Regions from separate parts of the Homo sapiens genome. Here region 1 is linked to region 2. Evidence: read pairs that join two places in POLR2A ChIA-PET (ENCODE). Cell type or tissue: A673. All regions are shown on one strand. Links, peaks and the distances in the headings refer to the core of each region. The heading gives the core; the rest is flanking DNA.

The links. Peaks named below come from ENCODE experiments on the same cell type or tissue, not always from the same donor. Only the 100,000 strongest peaks of a DNase experiment are listed, where the experiment ranks them.
Region 1: POLR2A ChIA-PET joins it to region 2 with 14 read pairs; 6 of 35 experiments call an interaction of 5 or more read pairs at or near these places.

What each region holds. Positions count from the first base shown.
Region 1 is chr3:193,841,899-193,847,276 of GRCh38, reverse strand. LINC02038 (long intergenic non-protein coding RNA 2038) reads left to right here and starts at 3,268. Exons shown (of 3, transcript NR_146718.1): 1 at 3,268-3,625; 2 at 4,052-4,199; 3 at 4,522-5,378. RefSeq lists a silencer at 4,574-4,757. In A673, for the core only: no CTCF peak of the experiment used is centred there; no DNase peak of the experiment used is centred there.
Region 2 is chr3:193,894,760-193,900,137 of GRCh38, reverse strand. No RefSeq gene overlaps it. Among named protein-coding and RNA genes, the nearest start is that of LINC02038, 53 kb to the right of the region's middle. In A673, for the core only: no CTCF peak of the experiment used is centred there; DNase peaks (open chromatin) are centred at 937, 1,367, 2,117 and 2,717; H3K27ac peaks cover 5,000 bases.

The sequences.
Region 1 (5,378 bases), core at 327-5,326, 53 kb after region 2:
GCTACTCTGGAGGCTGAGGCAAGAGGATTGCTTGAGTCCCGGAGGTTGAGGCTGCAGTGAGCTATGATCATGCCACTGCTCTCCAGCCTGAGTGACAGAGCAAGACCCTGTCTCAAAAAAAAAAAAAAAAAGAAAAGAAAAAAAGAAAAAAGAAACTTAGGAGAAAGGGCAGGGCTTGAGTCATCAGCATATAGACAGTCACTGTCTGAAGGTGATGGAGTTGGGGGATATTGGTTAGAGATTGGTTGGAGATGGATCCCAGAGTTTAGGGTGATATGAAAAGAAGTGAACTAGGAGAGAACTATAGACTTAGAGAAAATGGGGAAACCAAGAAACAGAAGCACTGGATGAGGCTTCTTGGCAGATACAATAAGGTGAATGTGTGAGGCATGGGGAGAGTAGGAAGTCACGGTAATTGAATGGATCCAGAGGTTCAAAAGCTGGCAAAGCAGTGGCATCACAGCTTGCCTTGCTCTCAGTATGGCCTGCTCTCAAGGCTACCCAAGCAAAATGACTGATGTTGACGTAACTGCATGTGCTTTTTCATTATCCTTCCTGGGCCAGCACCACATTTGACCCTTTTCCTAACCACCTTATTGGCTTACCAAGTCAGTGGCTGTGTTCTGAATGTGAGCTCCAAGGCTGCCACCAGTGACTGGGCTTGGTAAATGGTTCCCTTTATAGGACTCTGGGTGGAAAATTGGAGTTGTGGTTAGATTAGAATCATTTCCAACTGTGCTCTGTGGAAGTCCTGGAGACCACTGTTAGGTGGCCAGGACAGGTTGGAGGAGAAGGGAGAAGACAACTGCCACCCCACTCCTCTGAATTTAACCAGAATGGAACTTTTCTGTTTTACACACTGGATTCTGCAGCTAGGAAAACCTGAAACTATGTGTTTAATTATCACCAGGGTCCCTTCTAGTGCTAAGAATCTGAACTTCCCCTCGCTCCTCAGTTGGGCAACAAGTGAGTTAAGACTCCTGGCCCCACCTTGAACACTGCTGTCTTCCCAGGGTTCTTCCTTTTCACCTTCCAAAAGCTACCTCTCTTCCATCTTCTCCCCTCACCACCTCAGCTTTAGAAGGAAACATGTTCGCCGGTGCCTGAGAGGCTGTCTGAGGAAACCTGCTCTCAGAGCACAGGGAAGCCGCGTCAGCATGCTGCCCTGTGCACAGCTTCCTGGAAGGGGTCTGCTTACTTTTACTATTGCACTGAACAAATGGAAAAGAATTTGGGACCATTGCAAAGACCTACAGCCAGGGCAGCAAGGATGGTGGTGGGAGCCCAGCTGAGGCTGGGGCTAAGATTAAAAACTGGGCTACTCTTTACTATATAAAAGGAAGCAAAGCCAGGACTTAGCAGAGTGCCTCAAAGTATCACCAAACTGAGGGAACAGAAAAGATTTTCAGCTACTCTCAGTAAAGGGTGTTGCTATTTCAACTTCCAAAAGCAAAATGAAGCTGTAGCCTGCAAAGGAATGAAGTCATCTGTTCACAGACCCACAGGTGGAAAACTTTCTAAATAACATCGCTCAGCTTCCCACATTTGAGAACACAAACATTGAAGCCCAAGAGAAGTGACTTGCCCAAGGTTACAGAGACAGAGGCAGAATGTGTGGTTGGGGGAAGGAGCACTGTCTATAGGGTCAGACAAGCCTAAGACAGATCAGAACTCTGTGTGACCATAAGCAAATTCAGTAACTGTATTAGTCTGTTCTCACACTGCTAATAAAGACATACCCAAGACTGAGTATGTTATACAGGAAAGAGGTTTAATTGACTTACAGCTCAGCATGGCTGGGGAAGCCTCAGGAAACTTACAATCATGGCAGAAGGGAAAGCAAACACATCCTTCACATGGTGGCAGGAAGGAGAAATGCCTACCAAAAGGGGAAAAGCCCCTTATAACACCATCAGATCTCATGAGAACTCATTCAGTATCACGAGAACAGCATGGAGGTAACCACGCCCATGAATAAATTACCGCCTACTGGGTCCCTCCCACCACGTGTGGGGATTATGGGAACCATAATTCAAGATGAGATTTGGGTGGGGACACAGCCAAACCATATCAGTAACCTTTCATTTTCTCATCTGTAAAATGGGGGTAATAATAGCTACCTAGCAATGTTACCATGAAGACTAAATGAGAAAATATTTGTGAAATGCCTGACACAAAATAGTGTTCACTAACTAGTAGGCATTATTAGAATAAGGTATAAATTCCCATTGTGTACATTGTGTACATATGGTCCCTTTGAATGACAAGGAGAAACTCACAATGACAGGGCTGTGTTGGGCACTGCCTGGATCTCCCTGGGTGTTTAGTGGAAATACTACCCTTGGGGGTGAGATTTTTCTGCAGCTATCTTCATGGTTCAGGAGAGAGAGAGTCCTTCTTGTCCTTCATGAAGTTTTATGGTGACTTCTGTGCCAATTCAAGAGGAGCTTCTGAATCCGTTTGGACAAAGACAACACATGAACCACTGTGGGGCCTCAATTCCCTGCTGAAAGACTGTGTTCGTTCATTCAGCAAATACACATCTGAGCACCTACTCCATGTCAGACACTATTCTAGGTGCTGGGGATACAGCAGTGAACAAATAAAATCCTGTCCTCATGGAGCTTACATTCCAGCAGACCCTAACAATTCACAGGAAAGTGGTGACAGGGCTGATGTCAGGCTCTGAGGCCCTTCTGTTCAGAAGGCTCTTCCCTTACATTGCCCCAGCCCCTTTCTCTTTTTCCTTCCCACAGCCTCGGCTCTGTTCCCTCCTCCATTCTTATAATTCTCCTTTTATAAGCCACTCTCCATTTAACTGGTGGATTTAAAGCAAATAGCAATTGTGTTAAGAAGCAGGAAATATGATACTTTACACAATGATGGAGAAATCAGAAAAATTAAGGCTTGTATAAATCTCTTCTCTAAATTGTGCCCATAGGCCAATTAATTAAGCTGCTTTTGCCTTGTGTCTGTTGCAGCTGATACATTTCTTTCTGAAAATGGCTGGCCTGCATTAGAAGGGCCCTCCCCACTCCCAGAGCTCAGGTTTGGGTGTGTCTTTTAGAGTAAACATAGCACCCCTGACCCCACCTCCTTTATCACTTGGCTCTGGCTGTGAAAAGAAAGAGAAAAAAAGTAGGTTTGTTTAGTGTGAACTCTTTTTCTGAAGCCAACAGGGAGAACAAGATTTGAAACAAGAGGAGACTGAGTTGGGTTCAATGGTTAACCAGTCAGATTAATGAATGCTAGAAGGAGGAAATAGCCAGTAAGTAAAGAGGCAAGAAAAAATGTCTCCCCGTGGTTCAAAAGCCAACTAAAGTTTACCAAGAGCTGTGACCTGTGGTTAAAATGTCCTCAGAGGCCAGCTCTCATCTGATTTCAACCTGAAGCCCCATTTCCTATCAAGAGAGCCATTTGGCTCCTCTCTTAAGCTCAGCAGCCCTGAGGTGTGGTAGCCTCACGCTGACCCATACAGAATGCAACAGAACTGTCCCTGCTGCAGAAGTCTCAGGGTTCTGCCCCAACTGCATAGACTTCTTTCATGGAACCGGCTCCTCTATCCCCACAAGGCTTCTCCCCAGCACAGCTTCTACCTAGAATCAGACGGAGAGCTTTAGACCAGGTAAGAACTCTGGGCCAATGTAAATCAGGAGCGCCAGGCTGTCCCAGCCTCTGCCCTGACTTGCTCTATGAGTTTGGCAAATTCCTTAATCTGCCCATGCCTCTCTTTCTGTGTTGTTAACATGATGATGTTGGCCTAGAGCAGGGGCTGGCAAACTTTTTATGTAAAGAGACAAATATAATATTTTAGGCTTGTAGACCACATGGTCAGTATCTCTCTCAACTATCCAAAGCCACCACTGTAGCATGAAAGCAGCCACAGATGGGTTGTAAATGGAGGGGCGTGGTTGTATTCCAATAAAACTTTATTTACAAAGACAAGTGGTGAACAAGATTGGCCAGTGGACTGTATTTTGCCAACTCCTGGACTAAATCTCTAAGGATCTTTGCAACACTGAAATACCGTACTACCTGGATTGTTTTACAGAGAGAAAACGGAGGCGTGGTGACACCAAGTGACATGCTCCAAGCCGCTGAACATGTTGGTGGCAGAGCTAGAACTCGACACCAAGTCTCCTGGCTTTAGTCCACTGTGGCTCTCAATCCTCGCACACGCAGAGCACAGACCGTTTTTGGTACACGAGGCTTACCCTGGGAACTGCCCTCCCTCTGTGGCTTGGCGAGGGGGGTCGGGGGAAAGGGTAGGGAGGATGTGAGGGGTGGGGAGCAGTGCTCTCTCTGCCTGTTTCAGGAAGGCTCTCTGGTTTGGTGAGAGCCCACACTTTGTTAAGTGAGATAAGGGACACTACAAGAAAAGGAGGGGGTGGGTGGGCAGAGGACATCACGCTGCTTATTTTGAACCTGGGAAAACTGTGCCTTAGGAGAGGGAAGTCCTGCATATTTCATGCTGTGACTTCTTGCTTCCAAACTGCGTATGCTGGCCTCCTTTTCACCCAGATGGTGCTGCAGGGAACAAGGCCCCACCAGTGTGTGCTCTTCCTGTGTGTCCAAATTTCCACCAAAGAGGGCTCCTCCCAGGAGATTGGCTGCCGAACCTGTTCTTCCACGGCAGAAGCGGCGCAGCTAGCCCAGCACGACTCTGCTTATTGTTACGCTTCTGCCACATGTGTGTAAATTTGTAAGGAACTTGCCGCTCCTGGCTGAAGACCCAGGGAGCTTTTGCGCTGTTAATCTGTTTTCCTTTTTGCCCTCAGCCTTTGCTCTTCAGGGGAGAGGCCGTCGATAAGGTCCAATGGGGTGGGGTGACACCTCTTGGGCTCAGAATCTCAAGGGTCCCAAGGTCCAGTCAGTGAGAGCCTTCTGTCTACATGCCACCCTGTCCCCTCTGTGTGGAGCCCTCAGCAGGACCCTGGCCACAGGGCTCTGGAGCAATAATATTACCCCATGACAACTGTCGTGACTGCTACCTCAAAAAGTAAGACAGTCCTGCCATCTACGTTCATGGAGCTCCGAGGAGCAGCTCAGTTCTGTTTGTTGTGACAGGATTTTATAGCAAAATTTGCATGAAAGACATGAAGCTCAGCAATTGGTTTGCGACAGAGGCGTTTTCTTGCCAAATGAGGAAGTGAGATGATCAGAACTGGCTTTAGCATGAGCCTGGATTGGGGAACTCAGCTGGTTCTGGGCTCATACAACTTCACCTGTGAAGGTATATGGAATTCATGGTCAGCCCACATCTTCTAGCTGCAGGTTCAGTTCAGGGTGATCCCTACCTGGAGTTCTAGACTACCAGGCCAGTTTTGGAGGGTCCCGAAGGTATGAATAAGTGGTCCTGCAAACCCCAGCCCACCCTC
Region 2 (5,378 bases), core at 117-5,116:
GAAATAAGGAGAAGACTATAGGTTAATTTATGGATATCTTTTCCTTTAAAGGATTCTAAAATAATTGGGGCCACTTTATCTCAAACCGAATGGAAAAGAGCCCTATTAAAAAGCAGAGAGGCCATGCTTCTAGATGAGCCGGTCTGACTTTATCGTTTAATTCCTAATTTGCACATCTTCCTCACTAAAGAAAACCCAGACCTTAGAAAGTAATCTGACCTTTGCAATTTAGGAGAGAATTAAACAGCATTTGTTTATAGTTAAATTCTATTTCAAAGTTTCACCTGAGTGGGATCTCTTTCTAAAAATAATCAGATAATTTTAAAAGTTAATTTGAGAAATGTACAAAGGCAAATTCCCCTGATATTCTGATAATATAATTAATATAATATAATATAATATAATATGATATAATATAATATAATGACAAAGGAGTGATCAATGGACAGGTTATAGTTGTTCATGCATCTTGTAGAATTGTGGATTTTCCATGAATTTCACTGTGAAATGGAGACATCCATCACAATCTTGCCATTGATTTTTCACTTTGATTTGAGGATTTCTGAAATGCTTTTTATAACCTTTCTTTCTTTGTATGCATTCTTCGGTTAATTTATCCATTTAATCAATCAATATTTGTTAAATTTACAATGTGCCAGGCACTTTACTTACACACTTATAATCTGCACCAAGCATTAAAAAGCATATGTTTATCTGTACTCCAAAAGACATAAGCCAGTAAGAGTTCCTAAATTAAGTACTCACAATTCCCTATAAAACTGTTTTCAGAATTTGTATTATTTAGCATTTTCCGAGGTATTTCTTCAGCACTAGCCAAATACAAAGCACAATGCTAAGCATGGGCATGAACAGGGAGATAAATCATGCACCAACTGTGCTTTCTAAGTAGCTTGGGCTGGTAAAAGGCACACCAAGTCCTGCTAGGGAGCAGATGTATGAGGGTGGGTGGAGTGGCAGGGATGCTACACAGAAGAGAGATTCCTTGGGCATAGGCTGAGGCAGGAACTTGCCAGCTTCTACATATCAAATTGGAATGTCAGGGTTCTGGTGTGGAAGGAGATGTTTTTAAAATGCTGTCTATGGGGCATGACAGTTGTTGGGGTATCCTGCTGGGGCCAAAGCCAATAGAGAGTTAAGCTCCCAAGGGCAACTCTTGCCTAGAACTTACTTAGACTGTCAGCCTTTAGTTTGTGGGTCACAATCTTCTTGAGGGTTCAAGAGAGACCATCTCAATTCCCTGCCAGATGGAAGGCCCACTGGAGGGAATAGGGCCTTCAAAGACGGTGTCCTCATTCCACCCCCAAAGGACTTGCCAAAGCCTTGGGCCTGTTGTTGCTCTCTGTTGCCCACCCCCGCCCTACTCAAAAGAATGATATCAGAACTTCATGCTGTACTGGCCTCAGGGGATAAAAGCATCAGAGTAGGTGAAATGCAGGACCTTGGCCTTCTGATTTAAATCAGCCTAGTGTAGCTGTTGGGTCGGTGGCTCTCACAGACCCCATTCTCACTTTACTGCATTGGGGTCAGTGTGGAATAAACACTAAGGTATTGGCCCTGTGTTATCTGGTATTGAAACTGTTCATGATTTTTCTTAGGGAAGTGTCAGATTTTCATGGTGTTTCGTGCCACTATTAGCCAAAGTATTTTAGATATATAACTTTTGATAGGCTATTTATTTTGATAGGCTAATTTATTTTGGCTAGCTACAAATAAATTAAAATGTAAAATAACTATATATGTTTTATATCTCTAACCATACATATCTCTTTGAATGCTGTCATTAAACAATGATAGATAAATTCCTGCTATGTACATTAAAAGTACCTACTATATAAAAATGAGCAAATACCACAAAGAAATGTGTTTCTTTTTCTATATTTAGTTGTACAATATAGATACATGTAGTGCTATGAAATCTCCTTCCTTCCTTCCTTCCTTCCTTCCTTCCTTCCTTCCTTCCTTCCTTCCTTCCTTCCTTCCTTCCTTCCTTCCTCTCTCCTGGCACTGGTGTCTCTTTTAGGTCCTTGCTGTCACATTGCATGCACTCTTAACCCGAATGCCGATGATAGCCCGCCTTCCCGGCTCTCCAGCCGCCCACCCCAGCACCTCCGCACCGTGCTTCTGAGGAAGAGCTTGTCCTCTCTTTCTGTGTGCTCAGATTACAGGCGTGTGTTAGGGAGGCCGGACGCCTGCACTCTCTGCCTCTCCTTGACTTTCTCTCACAGACATCTCTTTGAATCTGCACCTCCCTCCCTCCCACAGGGGCACACAGAGCATCTGACCCTGTCAGCTTCCAGGAGCTGGGCTTCTTGAAGTCATTACCTCAGGCCATCCTCTTTGGCCTTCACAACTACACCCAATCATACTGTTGTCTCCATTCTGTTTTTCCTAGCCTTTGAACTCCCCCAGCCACTCTAAGAAAACTTTCACATTTCCTTTCATCTCTCTGAAGGCTTCCACATCTGTATTTCTCCTGCTGATGTCCAGTTATACTCAGCTAGCCAGGGGAGGCAGGGAGCATCCACTGTTTTGCCTGTTGGCTCCATCCCCTCATGCCTGGGAGCTGTGCCTGATTTTGCTCGGAGGAACCATCCAGCACCTACTGTGTACAGCCTTGGACGGGCGCTAGCACCATCCCTCAAGGTTTCCGGCTTTGCACTGACCAGGGCTTAGCACGTGACCGTGCCATGGCCAATCGGATTCTCCCTCGGGAATCTGCATCTCAGATAGGCAGAGGCCGCTCCAGAAAGCTGTGATAGTCAATTAAGCACCGCAACAGCTCCTTATCCAGATTTTCCAGTAGTTTCCAGTAGTTTCTTTACCTAGGTCCTGCCTTGGTTCCTGGCTTTTCTGAGACTGATTCTTCTGATTCTGATTCAGATTCTGTAAGCAGTCCTGTATCTTCTCCTAAATTCCTTCTGTGCTTAAGATAGCAAGATTCTATTTCTTTTGCCTGCAATCAAATAAGCTGATAAAGTAGGTCAGTCCAAATAGCTATATTTTTAAGCTCAATTTATGTTATGATTATTCCTGGTTGGTCCATGTGGGAGTCTCCAGAAATCTTCTATATTTTGAAATGATGGCTTTCACAATTGAGTGTTAGAATGAACTTCCTGTTCCCAGGTCTAGAAAGTCACCTAAACTTTCTAGACTGAAGCAAGTGAACTCAAGAGAGGCTGACTTATCTACACTGTTCCTTAAATCCGTGCTTCTCAAACTTCAATGTGCATAAGAATCACCTGGAGAGCCTGTTAAAACATTGATTCTTGGGTCCTACCCCCAGAGATGCTGATCCAGTTGGTCTCGAGTGGGGCCCTGAAATCAGAATTGCAAACGAGCTCCAGGTGACACTCATGTTGTGTTTAAGGATTTCATTTTGAATAGTGAGCACTTTAGTATTATTTTCTCCCCCAGACAAGAGAGACTTCGGAGCACAGCAAGATTCCCTCTAGCTTGTTAAAATGAAAAGACAAGAGACAAGATGAGACTTGCCTTCCAAAGTGAGCTTTAGGAATGTGTGTGTCCCTCACCGGCCTCACTAACGACGTTCATCCCATAGAGTCCCTGAGCAGGGTAAGATGATGGCTGGGTTGGAGAGTATGTTCGAGGGCAGGGGTCTCCCCACAAGTCATGCTGGCATCTCCCCAGAGTCTCAGGTTGCTGGGCAGAAGGTCTAAGTCTACTTCAGTGGAAAGTTCAAGAAAAAAACCAGTGACCGTATAAGATCTTGAGGAAATGCAAGACTGCCTCCTGGGACTATTTGGCGGTGACCACAACTAGATCCAGGACTAGAGCTGACCTCCCTCCTCCCTGTGTCTTCCCCGGCCTTCTTTTCTGACTCAAACACCCTCTTCCCTTCTCTCTTTCAAACCATTTTCTTCCTTTTCTCCAAAACCTTGCTTTGACCTTACCTCTCCCAAGATTTCTCCCCCGCCGTCTTTATTCTACATTTGCCTAACATCTACATACTCAGCTTTTGAAATATGACTGATATGAATCACAGCCACTGCTTCTCTGCCCTTTACTACATCGATGGAGTTTTATTTATCTATCTCAATTCTTGCAACGACCTTATGAGGTATTATTACCCCAGTTTATAGATGAGAAAACAAATTCAGAGAAGTAGCTTGCCCAGATAAGCTACTTAGGATAAACTAGAGACAGAATTTAAACATTTCTCTGACTCTAAAACCCTTGCCCCATACCATACTGCATACTAAATCAATTCAGGGTGTGTGTGTGTGTGTGTGTGTGTGTTTATGTATTCCTATATGTGTTTTAATATTTGGCTTATCCATGTAACAAAAAGCTCACTCAGGCAGGACCTGGGTGCTCTAGGAGAGTATTCTAGTGGTTCTCCTGACCAGGCTCACATCCGATGGAGTACTTAGGGCCATGCTTCTTCCTAGAGCAATCATTCCAGAAATGTTGTTTACCACAGATGTGTTGTTCTCTGATGGCTGACATTTCTGAACACAGGCAGGGTTGGGCACATTGCTGGAAGTGAGAAGCATTTTTTCCTACTTACCAATCATCTGTGTTTTCCATTCAGATCTATGGGACAGATGAGAAATTGGCTTCCCAGGAGGAATAAAGAACTCATTATTTGTCATCAGCTATTGAGAGTCTGTTTTCTGCAGACCATGGGGCTGGATCGTAGAAGGCGGCACAGAGGAGGGCCCTAATTGGGAGGTCTTGGACACGGGGTGTCCTGGGATGCAGAGTTGCAGGAGGAGGGCCAGCAGGAGAGGGCAGGCAGGGATCAGGCCAAACTTGGGCTGGAGGAAACATCCTTATGATAGTACTGGTGTCTGGGCCAGACCGCAAACTATCCTTCATGCTGAACCTAAAGGTGTGTGGCAGATGCAGGTGCCCCCTGGAAGGGGTGCACTGTAGTTAAGAGTTTTGGGTGGTAGAGGTGTCGGGTATGTGGCAGCATTGCTAACACAGGTGCTTGGTTCATTCAGCCAGGGGCCCAGACAGTGGCTGAGAATGTACAGAAAACATTCTCTCTCTCACTCATTCATTCATACGTTCATTCATGCATTCCACAAATATGTATTGAGTACAGAACTGGGCACATAGGATATAGTTATAAACAAGACAGATAGTGCCCTTGCCCTGACGGAACTTGTGAAGGAGGCAGGTATTAAATGCTAGTCACACAAAGGGTGGTCTAATATAGCTGTGATTAATGCTGTAAAAAATAATATATTCCATCTTACCAGAGGGCTCATGCTCTGTGGCTAGACAGAGTGTAAGTGCCTCAAGCAAAAAGGGAGGAGTTTGAGGCTAGGCTCCAAGTGCAATGGCCACCATGCCTGCCATTCATTTGGACCAGGGTGATGCAAGTGCTT